Regions from separate parts of the Homo sapiens genome. Here region 2 is linked to region 1. The links are chromatin loops, found by intact Hi-C in ENCODE. Cell type or tissue: endothelial cell of umbilical vein. All regions are shown on one strand.

Evidence for each region. Hi-C counts contacts between places; a loop is a spot of excess contacts. Peaks named below come from ENCODE experiments on the same cell type or tissue, not always from the same donor. Only the 100,000 strongest peaks of a DNase experiment are listed, where the experiment ranks them.
Region 2: a loop joins it to region 1, with 3 times the contacts of the local background. A loop is called at or near these places in 2 of 110 quality-filtered maps.

The regions. Positions count from the first base shown.
Region 1 is chr10:62,167,567-62,175,566 of GRCh38, reverse strand. No RefSeq gene overlaps it. Among named protein-coding and RNA genes, the nearest start is that of LINC02621, 88 kb to the left of the region's middle. In endothelial cell of umbilical vein, no CTCF peak of the experiment used is centred here; a DNase peak (open chromatin) is centred at 3,576.
Region 2 is chr10:61,939,984-61,947,983 of GRCh38, reverse strand. It overlaps ARID5B (AT-rich interaction domain 5B), which reads right to left. Exons shown (of 10, transcript NM_032199.3): 3 at 7,576-7,801. Among named protein-coding and RNA genes, the nearest start is that of ARID5B, 42 kb to the right of the region's middle. RefSeq lists an enhancer at 7,726-7,855. In endothelial cell of umbilical vein, no CTCF peak of the experiment used is centred here; DNase peaks (open chromatin) are centred at 4,203 and 4,663; H3K27ac peaks cover 1,507 bases.

The sequences.
Region 1 (8,000 bases):
TAAAATTTTATTCAGCGTTTTTGCTTACATGTTCACGAGGGATTTGAGTTTGTAGTTTCTTTTCTTGTATGTTTTTGTCAGATTTCAGAATCAGGCTAATGCTGACCTCAAAGAATGAGTTGCAAAATATTTCATCCTCTTCAATTTCCTGGAAGAGCTTGCCTAAACTTGGTATTATTTTCTCTTTAAATGTTTGATAGCATTCATTAGTAAAGCCATCTGGGCCTGAATTTTTCTTTCTTTGAAAGTTTAAACAAAAAATTTAATTCCTTTAATAGGTGTAGAGCTATTTAGTTTATCTATTTATTCTTGAGAAATCTTTAGCCGTTTGTATCTTCCAAGGAATTTATACATCTCTTCTGGGTTTTCAAATTTACTAGCATAACATTGTTTGTAATATTCCTTTATTACCTTTTTAATATCTGTAGACACTATTGTAGTGTCACCTCTCTATCCTTATATTGGTAATTTCTTCTCATTTTTTTCCTGACTATTCTGGCTAGAGGTTTATTAATTTTATTGATCTAAAATATCAGTTTTGATTTTATCAACTTTCTTTATTTCTTTGTTTTCAAGTTCGCAGATTTCTACTTGCTTTCTATGCTTTCTCTTCTGTATACATTGGATTTCATTTGTTTTATGTTTTCTAGTTTTTTAAGATGGAAGCTGATTTGAGACTGCTCTTCTTACCTACTACAGGCACTTAGTGCATCAGTTCTCTCCTGTGTTCAACTTTAGCATCATCCTACGAATTTTATTCCTCTGTGTTTTCATTTTTATTCCATTCAAAACACATTTTGGGGTTTTTTTGTTTGTTTTTTTGAGATGGAATCTCACTCTGTCACGCAGGCTGGAGTGCAGTGGCACAATCTCGGCTCACTGCAACCTCTGCCTCCCAGGGTCAAGCGATTCTCCTGCCTCGGCCTCCTGAGTAGCTGGAATTACAGGCACATGCCACCACGCCCAGCTAATTTTTGTATTTTTAGTAGAGGTGGGGAGTCATCATGTCGACCAGGCTGGCCTTGAACTCCTGACCTCAAGTGATCCACTCACCTCAGCCTCCTAAAGTGCTGGGATTACAGGCGTGAGCCACCGCACGTATCCTCAAAACACTTTTAAATTTTCCTTTCGGCCAGGCGTGGTGGCAATCCCAGCACTTTAGGAGGCTTAGGTGGGCAGATCACGAGGTCAAGACATTGAGACCATCCTGGCCAACATGGTGAAACTCCGTCTCTACTAAAAATACAAAAATTAGCTTGGCATGGTGGCACAAGCCTGTAGTCCTAGCTACTTGGGAGGCTGAGGCAGGAGAATCACTTGAACCCAGGAGGCGGAGGTGGCAGTGAGCCGAGATTGTGCCACTGCACTTCAGCCTGGCATCAGAGCGACACTCCATGGTGAAAAAAAAAAAACCAATTTCTTTTTTTTTTTCATTATACTTTAAGTTTTAGAGTACATGTGCACAACGTGCAGGTTTGTTACATATGTATACATGTGCCATGTTGATGAGCTGCACCCATTAACTCGTCATTTAACATTAGGTATATCTCCTAATGCTATCCCTCCCCGCTCACCCCACCCCAAAACAGGCCCCAGTGTGTGATGTTCCCCTTCCTGTGTCCATGTGTTCTTATTGTTCAATTCCCACCTATGAGTGAGAACATGCGGTGTTTGGTTTTTTTGTCCTTGCGATAGTTTGCTGAGAATGATGGTTTCCAGCTTCATCCATGTCCCTACAAAGGACATGAACTCATCATTTTGTATGGCTGCATAGTATTCCATGGTGTATATGTGCCACATTTTCTTAATGCAGTCTATCATTGTTGGACATTTGGGTTAAGCAATGGCAACAAAAGCCAAAATTGACAAATGGGATCTAATTAAACTAAAGAGCTTCTGCACAGCAAAAGAAACTACCATCAGAGTGAACAGGCAACCTACAGAATGGGAGAAAATTTTTGCAATCTACTCATCTGACAAAGGGCTAATATCCAGAATCTACAATGAACTCAAACAAATTTACAAGAAACAAACAACCCCATCAAAAAGTGGGCAAAGCATATGAACAGACACTTCTCAAAAGAAGACATTTATGAAGCCAAAAGACACATGAAAAATGCTCATCATCACTGGCCATCAGAGAAATGCAAATCAAGAAAAATTTCTTTCATCCCTTCTTTTATCATGAGTTATTTAGAAGAGTGTTATTTAATTTCTAAATATTTGTAGATTTTCTAAAGATCTTCCCGGTATTGATTTCTAATTTAATACTGTTGTGTTAGAAAACATACTATCTGTGGCTTGAATTCTTTTCAAAATATTCAGATCTGTTTTATGGCCCAGAACGTGGTTGTCCTTGTAAATATTTCATGTGCACTTGAAAAAAATGTCTAATTTGCTGTTATTAGGTGGAGTGTTCTTTAAGTATCAATTAAATTCAGTTGACAGATTGTGTTGTTCAAGTCTTCTATATACCTACTGAATTTTATCTACCTGTTTATTATTGAGAGAGAGGCATTAAAATCACCTCGAATTATAGATTTATTTTTCCTTGCAGTTCTATCTGTTTTTACTTAATGTCTTTTGAAAATCTGTTACTAGTTCATTAGTATTTAGGATTTTTATGTTCTCCTGATGGACCAATCTCTTCATCATCATGAAATGACCTTCTTTCTCCCTGGCACTATTCTTTGCTCTGAACTACTTCCTCTGATACTAACATAGCCTCTCCAGCTTTCTTTTTCTTTCTTTTCCATGTAATACCATGGTTATCTCTTTTCATCCTTTTACATTTAACCCCATTTGTTCTTTGTATTTAATGCAAGTTTTTTGTAGGCATTATACAGCTAAGGTCTTGTTTTTTAATATGACAGTCTCTGCTTTTTAATTGAGCTGTTTAGATCATTTATGTTTAATGTGATTATTGATGTGATTAGGTTTAAATCTATCATCTTGCTGTTTTCTATTTGTCCCATCAGTTCATTGTTCTTCTTTTTCTGCCTTTTTCTGGATTAACTAGGCTTTTAAAATTATTTCATGTATCACCCTTATTGCCTTTTTAAGATCCAACTCTGTTGTTTTAGTGGTTTCTTTAGGGTGTACAGTAAAGGCCATCTTGTTAGATAAGCTTTGCGGTTTCTCTATTGTGTTACTACCTACCTCCTAAAACTTTCACAGGAACATTTTTACTGTCTACTCTGTACCACGTACTTTTCAACACTTTAAATACATCAGGTCATGTAATATAACAATACTACGAGGATGGACTGTTACTCCTATCTTACACATGTGAAAACTGAGACCTAACAGGTATACTGACACTTGCTCGTGGTTACACAGCTAGTAAATGGTTGAGTTTGGATTAAACTCCTCTTTCCTTAGCCCTGGATCTCTGAGTGTTAGTAAGTTTATACTGGTGATGACAAATCAGTACTATATGTGGTAACTGCCTCCTCTGAAAATTTAGTTTTGTGTTATTGCTTTTATTGTTATTGTTTTAATTCACAAACCTGTTTGTGGTAACTTAAGCATTAAGGATTTCCTTGCATTTTTAATTTTATGTGATTTGGAAAATTGCCATACCACATGGCTCATTGCATGGCCCTCTCAGTTCCTGCAAAGTAATCCATCAAACAGAAACCACGGCATTTATTGTTCTAAATAGTCTTCCACTGGGTATAACATTGAACTCCACCAGCTCTGAGGGTTGTTTTCGTTTGTTTGCTTTTTTTTTAACCAACTTTACCAGTCTGAGTGTTTTAATTCTCCCCTAGAACTGATTACTAAAAAGTTATAATTTATCGTTTTTAAAATGTGATGTTTTCCCACTTAATATGGATGTATATTTCCTTTTTTTGTCAAGAAGATAATATACCAAAATAATAAATTGCTCTAAATTGCTCAGTGATTTCAGTTAATGTGAATCCATGTTTAGCAGGTTGGCATATAACAGTGGTTATCAAAGCGTGGTCCACAAATCTCTGGTGGTAGGGGCAGGTAAGGGGTGTGTCTCTGACACCTTTGGATGATCTGAGAGGGCAAAACTATTTTTATAAAAGCACTAAAAAGATTGGGAGGCCGAGGCGGGTGGATCACGAGGTCAGGAGATCGAGACCATCCTGGCTAACACGCTGAAACCCCGTCTCTACTAAAAAATACAAAAAATTATCCGGGCATGGTGGCAGGCACCTGTAGTCCCAGCTACTCAGGAGTCTGAGGCAGGAGAGTGGTGTGAACCCGGGAGGCGGAGCTTGCGGTGAGTGGAGATCGCGGCACTGCACCCCAACCTGGGCGACAGAGCGAGACTCCGTATCAAAAAAAAAAAAAAAGTCACTTGCATTCTTCATTATGTTGACATTTGCACTGATGATAAAAAGGCTATATTGGATAAAACTTTTGGTGCCTTAGCAGAAACGCCAAGGCTATATTAGTAGTCATATTCTTCACTGAAGTGCACTCAAAGGGAAAGAAAAAGACAGTTTTATTTAATATCCTTGATGGAACAGTTAAAAATCATTAATTTTATTGAACAGTAACCCTTGATTACATGTTTTTAATATTCTGTGTGGTGAAAGAGGAAGTATGCATAAGTATTTCTTCTGCATACCAAAGAACAATTGTTTCAAGGAGAAGCACTTGTGTGGTTGCCTGAGTTGTGAGCGCAACTAACCTCCTTTAAAAAAAAAAATAGAAACTTACTTTTACTTGAAGGTGCAACTGACAGACAACTTATGGCTATTTATACTTGGATATTTGGCAGACATTTTTTAAAAAATGAATGAAGTCAGCCTGTCATAAGACATAAAATTGACAGTATTTGTTGCCAATGCTAAAATGTATTCTTTCAAGTGAAAATTAGAACTTTAGAAAACTTGTATCTGTCACCATGAATGTGACAGCTTCCTAATACTTAAAAACTCTTCTGATAAATTGATAGTGATATTAGAAAATATGATTTTTTACGTCGCATAATAAAATGTATCAACATTTGGAAAATCTCTATAACTCAGTCAGCCAATATTTTCCAAATGGCCAGTGCATGATCATGCCTGAATAAAAGTGCAAGATAAACCAATGGATACTACTGTAACAGAGTACAAAATGTTAGTTGATATGATCTCAGATTCTGTATTACAACTATTATTTGTCAGACTTTGGTATAGTAACAAAAAAGAATATCTATGATTATATGAAAAGGCTACTAAAATACTCCTCCCTTTCCCAAATGCATATCTGTGTAAAACCAGTTTTCTAAATATATTCAGCCAAAATAACATATCACAACAGAGTAAATGCAAAAGCAGATATGAGAGTACAGCTATTTCTTATCAAGCCACTCATTAAAGAAACTTGCAAAACTGTAAAACAGTGCTACTTTTCTCACTAATTTCTTTTTATTTTGGAAAATATTTATGTTTATTATATATATATATATATATATATATATATATATATATATATTTTATTTTTATTTTTTTCCTGAAACGGAGTCTTGCTCTGTTGCCCATTCTAGAGTGCAGTGGCAAGATCTAGGCTCACTGCAACCTCCGCCTCCTAGGTTCAAGTGATTCTCTTGCCTCAGCCTCCCAAGCAGCTGAGATTACAGGCATGCACCACCACACCCTGCTAATTTTTGTATTTTTAGTAGAGACAGGGTTTCACCATGTTGGCCATGTTGGTCTCGAACTCCTAACCTTAGGTGATCCACCCACCTCGGCCTCCCAAAGTGCTGGGATTATAGGCATAAGCCATCACACCCAGCCAAATATATTTATTTTAAATAAAATTTATATCAAGCCAGGCGCAGTGGCTCACGCCTGTAATCCCAGCATTTGGGAGGCCGAGGTGGGCGGATCATGAGGTCAGGAGGTCAAGACCATCCTGGCTAACATGGTGAAACTCCGTCTCTACTAAAAATACAAAAAATTAGCCAGACATGGTGGCGCGTGCCTGTAGTCCCAGCTACTCAGGAGGCTGAGGCAGGAGAATCGCTTGAACCCTGGTGTTGCAATGAGCTGAGATCGCGCCACTGCACTCCAGACTGGGTGACAGAGCGAGACCCCATCTCAAAAAATAAAAAATTATCTCAGTATTAACATCATGGGTTTATTATTTTTAATGGATTAAAATTAAATGGTTTTAAATTTCTCAGTTTTAATTTCTAATATGGTAAATGTTGGTAACTATAACCCCATGCTTTTCAGGGTCCTCAGTAATTTTTAAGACTATAAAGGGATTCCGAGAAAAACAAGTGTGAGAACTGTTGGTAGATTCTCAGCTCACACTGATTCCTTTTCTCTGATAACTGCTCTTTCTCCCTCTATCCATGAAGGATATTGGAGGATAGCCTAGGTTATTGTTTTACCTAGGCTATCATCCTTCCTCTCCTCCCTGGATCAGTGTATTGAGGGATAGAAGGGTTAATGGGTAGCGGTATGGGGTGTGGATTTTGACCCCAGCAGGGCCTATCTTACTCTCCCCTTACAATTCAAGTAGGGTCAAAAGCGTGTTAATGTCTATCTAAAGCCTGACCCCATAGTGTATGATGTAAATTACATAAAGGGTCCAACTTCCCACGTAGTGGAGAGAACAAGAGGGGAAGTTGGTTTGAAGACTGTGAAGAGAATAAAGCAGATACACGAAGAGGGGAAAAGATGAGAGACAGACAGAAAAGCACAAATTTCTAGGGTTTCCCAGATCTCCATTCTTTGGTTCTAGTTTATGCCTGAAGATGGGCTTGAGTTCTATAAAAGAGCCCAGTGTCACGTTACTAAATATTATCTTTTCCTTTAGCCAGTTTGAGTGGGTTTCTTTTACTTGCAACCACATTGAATCACTTATAGTTAGGTACCACCTGCCTGCCTGCTGCCGTTGCTCACACCCGTAATCGCAGACCTTTGGGAGACCATGCCAGGAGGATCGCTTAAGTCTAGGAGTTTAAGACCGGACTTGGCCACATAGCAGAAAAAAAAAAAATAGCCTGGCTTGGTGGCACTCATCTCTAATCTCAGCTACTTGGGAAGCTGAGGTAGGAGGATCCTTTGATCCCGGGCAGTCGCGGCTGCAGTGAGCTATCATGCCACTGCGCTTCAGCCTGGGCAACAGAGCATGACCCTATCTCTAAAAAACATAAAAATAAACTAAAATATGGTAAGGTAGGACATATGTGATCTGTTCTCAACCTTTGTAAGGTTTATGATGTGCCATACATTTTAGGGTCTTATCAGCTAGAAATACAAGACCAAGGTTTTCTGGAAATGCAAAGATACTATTTTTATATTGAAGTTAAAAAAGAATTACCATAGGCTACACATGGATTAATTACTATCTTCAAAGAATTAGAACTCTATCAAACATTCTTACCAGAAAATTATGCTGAACAAAATTTAATCTTTCTGTGACTGTTCAAAGGAATTTAGAATCTTGTAATGCTCCAGGGACATTACCATTTTATAAATTGTACAAAAAATTCTCATTATTTCAGCTTTCTGGTAGTTTGGATTCAGAATAAATGAGAATTTACTGTAATACTTTGAATTATTAAGTTCTGGGGAGTTCAAAGTACTACTTCAAATATACATGCATTATATCACTTATCTTTTTTAACAGAATAATGAAATTTACAAATGGAAACAGTAGTGGGTGGATTCAGGATACAAAGTCATGTTTCTCGATGTTCTAATGAATAATTCTTACATTTGGCTATTTTGAACTGATCTCTCTTTTCCATTTCAAAATATAGTCTCTTTTAAGCTAAAGACCAAATAGGGCTAAGGCCAGCAACAAAGAATTCAAGCTATAATTGTATTGTATTATTATTTATGTATTGATTTGATTATAGGTTTCAGCTCATACATTTTCAGGTGAACCTAGATCCTCAATTTATTTTCACGAAAGAGAAAAACTCAAACATAATGGTAAAAAAAAATCAGATGCATTTACATATGCTTCTGGCTTTCATCAAGCAAAAAATATAGTTTAAAATGTATAGAAAAAAAGAA
Region 2 (8,000 bases), 230 kb after region 1:
ATGAACCTGGAATTCTAAGAAGCTTTCGTGGCTGCAGGAAACACTAGAAAATCCTCAGGTCAACAGTAATTCCAAATGAAAGGGTCTTAACTTGGATTGTGCCTTCATGAGTGATGGCAGTACAAGTACCTGGGCAGCATTATCAACGACCAGCTGTTGATTGGCTCAGACTTGGTCAGATTTCACAAAGACCTCTTTTCTAGCAGGAATAGCCAAGATGGCTGAGTGTAGACAGCATAAATGAATATTACTTATTTGAGCCACTTTTACTCACTCATTCTACCACTATTACAAGGCAATATTCAACTATTTAATTAGATGGTCAAGCCAAAATTTAAATTTCAAATGAAATGAATAATCTTATTCCTATGTGTTATAACCATATGTATTCCTAGTTTCTTAGAAAACATACTGGGTTGGACACAGTGGCTCACACCTGTAATCCCAGCACTTTGGGAGGCCAAGGCGGGTGATCACTTGAGTTTAGGAGTCTGTGACCAGCCTGGCCAACATCGTGAAACCCCGTCTCTACTGAAAAAATACAAAAATTAGCTGGGCATGGTGGCGGGCACCTGTAATCCCAGCTACTTGGGAGGCTGAGGCAGGAGAATTGCTTGAACCCAGGAAGCAGACGTTACAGTGAGCCAAGATCGCACCACTGCACTCCAGCCTGGGCAATGCAGTGAGACCCTGTCTCAAAAAAAAAAAAAAAAAAAAAAAAAGAAAGTAAGTGAGAAGATATACTGGTAATAAGCTGTTCTAAAACTCTGAATATCTTGGATGCAGATTCTTGTACTCCATCAAAAGTCCTTTGGGTTGTCACATTATAACGGCATGAGGCAATCTCTTGAAGAGTCATGTGGGTACTTGGAGAGTATCTCCTCCAATGTTAATTGGGCTATGATAAAATTCTTTAACGAATGCATGGTTAACACAACAATATTGTCAGAGAGAAAATCCTTTGGAAAGTATCTTTACAAGTCTTTGATAAGTCTCGTATGTAATTAGTTTCCATGTTGAACTTAAGGATACTATAAAGGCCAAATTATTATTATTTTTTTTTGAGACAGAGTCTCACTCTGTTGCCCAGGCTGGGGTGCAGTGATGTGATCTCTGCTCACTACAACCTCCTCCTCCTGGGTTCAAGCAGTTCTCCTGCCTCAGCCTCCTGAGTAGCTCGGACTACAGGCGCATGCCACCATGCCCGGATAATTTTTATATTTTTAGTAGAGATGGGGCTTCACTATGTTGTCCAGGCTGATCTTGAACTCCTGACCTTGTGATCCACCCGCCTTGGCCTCCCAAAGTTTTGGGATTACAGGTGTGAGCCACTGCGCCTGGCCCAAATTCGTTTTAGTTAGAAGGTTGCTCTGTAATGATTCTTCATGATATTCATGAATAGTATAGTGCAACAATATATTATTTAAGAAACTTCTCAAGTTGCAGTGTTAAGAAAAATAGTAGACTTAGGCCAGCAATCCAAGCAACAAATACCTTCAAAAGACTCTTTAATATACATACAAAATTTAAATCTAGAAAGGAAGGAAGGATTGTCCCAGTAAGAAGGATGTCTTCCAATCCTAGTAAATTCATTAGCAGTGAAAAGTCTCTATGACAAGATGTCTGCATTTAGCATGCTTCTTACAGACATTTATATTGTTTTCTTCAACAAAAAGTGAGAATCCTTCCCATGTCCACATCTCAGGAAGCTGCCTGACATATCAAACTCAAAAGTGATCTGAAACAACCATTTGCAATACGAGGCCTCCAGAATCTCCAAGCAAAAACTACAGCTAATTTTTAACCAAGAGTATTTGAGATATCCTATACAACTGGCCACTTATGGCTCAGTTTATTTTGACAGAATTTTCAGGAGGATAAAAGTTTATAAAATATAAATATATATTAATATATAAATATATAAAATGTTTATGTTATATGGTATATATTACATACATTTATTATTTGAAATAAATATATATTAAAATAATAGTCATATATAATATGTATTTATATATATACATATAAACAAGCAAAAACCTAAAGGACTTTTATAATAGTTTTCTATCGAGGGAGACAGTAATGAGAGTAAACCCTGTTCTAAATTACTAGAATGTGTGTGTGATTAGGGAAATTCAAAAGGGACAAATAAGCTAACCTTGTACCACATGGCTCCCTATCATACAGAACCTGCTTCTGATAATAATAATGTACTAATAATACCACTTTAGACTTCAGTATCACAAATGTTTCCATAGATATTAACTAATTTGTTCTCAGGTGGTCTTCTCAAAAATCCAATGAGAAACAGCCAGGTACATATTATTGCCCATTTTAGACAAAACAAAGCTGAATGTATAAACAATATATCATTTAAGAAACTTCTCAAGTTGCAGTGTTATGGAAAATGGCAGAGTGAAACCAGCAATCCAAAGTAAAATATAAACAACAAATACCTTCCAAAGACTCTTTAATATACACATAAAATTTAAACCTACTTTGAGCCATTTGGTTGAACAGTTGTGTTCTTTTCATGTCACCTTAGAGCTGTATAATAATATTTCACTTTATCTCTGCAGCAATGAAGTGAGTACAGATATTTTATTTTACATTTGAAAATCTCATTGTATTTTATCTTTTTTTGTGGCTGAGAATTAAGAATTCATTGCTCTCATTAATAAAAGTTATTTCTCTTCACTGAAAAAAATAAAAAACAAAAAATATATACACATAAAATTTAAGTCTAGAAAGGAAGGAAGGATTGTTCCAATAAGAGGCATGTCTTCAAATCCTAATAAATTCATGAGAGCACTCAGGTAAAAAATCATACAGTGTCTTCCAGTGACTTTTCCAGTGGTGACAGATCTACATGTAGAGCCAAGATTCTCCTGACAGCCCACCCTCTGCTCTTTTAACCCCACCATGCTGTTGACTCCCAAAAAGTACAGTGAAAGTCCCAGCAACAGAAGAAAGGGGGAAGCTACTCTTTCTCAATTTGATGGGACAGATTTAGAAACAGAAATTGAACTGAGGGAACCCCCATCATTAAATTCAGCCAGACCCCCACACATAATCTTTGGGTCTTTTTTCTCAGTTTCAGCTCAGACTCCTCTATCTTTTCTTTCTTTTTCTAAAGACACATTTGGAGATGAAACCATTCATAACTGCCCATCCACAGACAGTTTGTGGCAGCATAATTGACAATGAGTCTGCTGCAAAAAAATGAAAATGCTGTTTTAATAACCTTGGCCTAAAATACATTCTGTTGTATGCCTCAAAGGGCTTCAATAAAAAGTCAACCTGTAGAGACATATTTTCTTGGCTTAAACAACAATCCAAAGCATATAAATGTAGTCCAACTATAATGACATATTTATAGGCCAATAAAGCTTACACTGCAGCTTTCATACTTCGCTTAAAGGAACTCTGTAAGAATCAGTGTTACATAAAATAATTTGATTTTTTTTTCAAACTATAGCCCAAGGAATAAAAAAATGCAAGTTTGCTATGTTTAACTGATAGTGTTTATATTCCTTACTTACTAAAAATTTTGTAAAATGAAATAATTCTTCATTTGACTACTTTCAACTGCCATACCAAATATGGGTATCAAGTCCACTTTATTATAAAAGCTAAGTACTGTAATTCTAAAGACAAAAATAAATAACTAGAGGCTTGTGTGGTGAATGATTTAATCAACCCAATTCTTCTGGAAAAACAGGTTCTTGTGTTCATTATGCTTATGAATAATACATTCCTTAACCCTCCTATTTTAACATAGTTATTTTTCTTTTTTTTTTATAAACTTCAGTATGAAACAGTCTGAAAGAAGGTAAAATATCTCACTGAGTAAAGTCATAATTTGCATTGGTTTCATATTGAACTTTCTTTCTTTGAAAAGGACAAAGAGGAGGGAAGAGAATGAATGCACTTTACCACATTTCAGAAGTGTTTTTTAAGATTATTAGTTTTTCCACTATCCAGATCTGTAGTTTTAGTCATCAACCATTAAGAGTCTTAAATGAAAACTCTAGAGAGTTTTAAAAAGCAGAAAGATGACATCCTCAAATATTGTCTAAATGTGCTCCCTCAAGGGGGAAGGGGATAAAAAAAAAATGAAAGAGTTGTGATTTGAATCAGAGCATTTATTGGAAGCTGCCATGTGGGGCAGAGTTTCTCTTTGTGGAGTATTAATTTGTTGGCAGACACACATTTGTGAGAACATTCTTGTTTTTTTTTTTTACTATTCAGAGAGAGACAGGAAGTGACACAAACTGGAATTAAAGCGAACTTATTCTACCTAAACACTAAGCAAGAAAAGTGCTTTAATGAGCTTTTATATTTTAAAATCCCTTCTCTAAGAACCAATCTAATTATTTTGTTATTATTCATGTTTCAACATTATGAAATAACTCAGTTAAAAAACGATAACATGTTGGAGTTTTACTTTATCCATAGAAAGGTGAGATCTTTCCGTTCTTTGCTTACTTCCACCAGAAAAAAAGGGGGGGGGCCTCAAATAATCTCACAGTTCATCTTCTTTCTTTGGTAAGAACAATGAGGAGTTGGAAGGGTTCTACAGAAGGAAAAACCTAATAAGTGTGTGAATTTCCATTAACAATGTGGTATTGGAGGTGGTTTCAGTGTGACCAACAGAAAAGGAGATAAGAAAACCACTGCGGAGAAAGAAAAGTACAGACAACAAATATTTTGATGTTATAGAAGAGGCTGAAGAGAAAGTTGTGGGGACAGGAATGTGTACAGAAAATGACACCCCCTATCTCCTCAATATAAATCCTGACAATGTAGACTTACAAACCTTAGATTAGGCAGATAATGGAAACTCATTACATTAAGGAAAGTTTTTGTTTCTCTTTCCACATTATTACAACACAGTGTGCATTCCAATTACAAAAGCTATTTGTCTCAAATTCCCCACAGTTCATAGCAACTGAGTAGAATTTCAAGGCCCTAAATTCTATCCTTAAAGGGGTATTTTACATTAAAAATTTTTTAAGTACATGGTGTTTCTTGTGCCCCAGGAGAGAGCCTCCCAATCAACTCTCCTGTTGATCATTTTCCCTTCTTCAGCACTAATCATAAAGCTGTCTCCAAAATGAGACCAAAACAAACAAACAAAATCAGACTCAACCTAAAAGCCTTTTTTGTTTTGTTTTGTTTTGTTTTTGAGACAGAGCCTCGCTGTTGTCGCCCAGGCTGGAGTGCAAAGGTGTGATGATTTCGGCTCACTGCAACCTCTGCCTCCCAGGTTCCAGCAATTCTCTTGCCTCAGCCTCCCAAGTAGCTGAGATTACAGGCCCCTGCCACCACACGTGACTAATTTTTCTATTTTTAGTAGAGATGGGGTTTCACCATGTTGGCCAGGCTGGTCTTGAACTCCTGACCTCAGGTGATCCACCTGCCTCGGCCTCCCAAAGTGCTGGGATTACAGGCGTGAGCCACCGCACCCGGCCAGGAACCTTTTTATCAATACACATTCATTGGCCTTTCCTTACTCCTACTGAATGAAGAATCTAGAAAAGCTGGTCTCAGTAATCAGTATTGTTTTTTAAATTTCTTTCTTGAGTCTAATAAGCAACTAAATTTAAAAACCACTCATCTAGATTTTCCAGGCCAAACCACCTGCAAGTACTGTGAATATTCACTATAAACCAATTTCTTCTGGAATCAACTGCAAAAAGGTAGAATATGGACCTTCTTTTTTTTTAGAATCCAAGAGGATCAACCTTTTATTTCTTTGGGTGGAATTAAGAAATTAGACTTATTTTCCTGTTCATTAATAAATTATCCATTTTAAACACAATTTTAAACATAAACCTTGCTATAAATACTCTTGTTTATATGTGTGACATCAAGCTTAACCATCTACACATCCTTTTGTCCCCTGTGGGTTTCCTGTTTAATTTTTTATTAGTAACAGTATATTCCATAACACACACACACAAAATTAAACAAACAAAAGAAAGGTTTTAATGTTAAGGAAAACATAAGACAATGGTAATACAACTTAGATCATACATTAGGAAAGTAACACAACAGATGTATTATTCAGCATTACCGCAAGTCATAAGACTAGTTATTGTGTGTTCACAAAACTGGGGGGTGTAACAGTATATATAGGAAGATTATCAAAAAACTCTTTGGCTTTAGAAGGAAAACCACTAGTCTAATAATTGTCTCTAAATGTGCAGGTGACAATCAGGCTGCCATATCTAAAATGTTACTGTCTGACATCAACCAAAAGATGCCAGGAAACCGTTGATAGTTAAACTCAAACTGCAAGAAAATATTAATGCTATTCCCAAAACACAGCACAGCTCATCACAAACCAGGGTCACATGAAAGCCACAGTCAGTTACTGGTGTTATTCAGTCTCTTTATGCCAATTAAAATAAATTGCCTAGGTTTGTTGTAATAGTTAAGTTCTGGGTTTAAAAAAAAAAAAACCAGGAAGTTGTCACATTAAGGCGTAAAATAGGACTGCAAAAATCAGCATTGTGCGCAAATGAAAGAAAAAGATGCCTTAATATGTTAAAGTGCAGTTCCTCTTTGCCTAAAGAGGAAATAACTAGTCTAAATCAGAGGACAACAATTTTCGTCTTGGGCAATGCTAGGAGAATAAATCAGTGAATGACACGGGAATACAAACAGAAGAAAAAAAAAAAGCAATGAAAGGACACAAAATGTCACTGGAGAAGAAAGTGTTAAGAAAAAGCAATAGAACTAATTATGAAGCCCCTCCTTTATGCCAGTCAATGTGCTCTACCCCTTCTATCTCACATCTCACAATAACCCTGTAAAGTTCCCCTATTTTTTAGATGGGGAAACTGAGGCTTAGAAGTTAAATTATTTGCCTAAGGCCATACAGCTAAGAAGCAGCAGAGTTAGTATGTAAACACCAATCAGCACAACTACTCCAAAGCCCAAGTTCTCCTTTAAACTTACAGTGGAAGAGGGAAGCAAAAAAAAAAAAAAAAAAAAAAAAAAAAAAAAAAAATATATATATATATATATATATATATATATATATATATATATAGTTGATGGTACCACTGAACACTAAAAGATCAAGCAAACCTATGCCATTGGTTGCCAACCAGTGGATCCCCTGGCTTGACATTGTTCTCTTGCTCCACATTGAGGAACTCATCCCTTTTCCTCAGTTTGTTTTCCACTCAATGTAAAACATGAAATTGGGACATGGTGTTAATAGATGTCATACTACATACTTATAGCAAGTATTTAAACTCTTCATTAATTCAATTTTAGGTGCTCTAATTAAATTGTATGCCTTGACATCACACTGAAAATTGTTTAGAACCACTGTATCACCCCAGCACAAGGGTCCATACATAAAAGGTCCTTTGATCCAACAGGTAACACTCATCCCTTACCCATCCAGTCATCTCTCCATCCATATTCTTAGGACCCTTTGAGGTTAAAGAAATTTGAAATACATTTATATATAAATGATAGTGTTTCCAGAAAAATCTTCAACCGAAAAGTTACTATATACGCCCACACATTAGATTTAAAATTACAAGTCATATTTACCCAGGTCTGCCTTCTCCTTGAGAACGTCTTTGAAGTTGAGTCCACTGTTTAGGGTTGACTGCCTGTACTTCAGCAGAGCTTCCTTCTGTCCATTCCTTCCCAAGGCCTCAGTTTTCACTGGTCCAGCGTGGAAGCCACATCTCCACTTGGAGAAATCAGAATGTACCCACTTGACCAGGTCTTCAAGCTTCACAATCACCTTTTCGGAAACAGCAATGACTTCATCCTACAAGAGGTGGTTGGGGAAGAACAAAAAACGTTATTTATAGGTTTGAGGGAAATGATCCACTCTCCACAAGGCCCATCTGAAATGCCATGTGAGTGGTTTAACCTAATGCAAGGAGACTGTGTGCATTCTGGTGACACAGAATCTTTAGTAACTCACTTCATTTCAATGGTTTTTCACTGCTAGTTGTTTAGTTAAG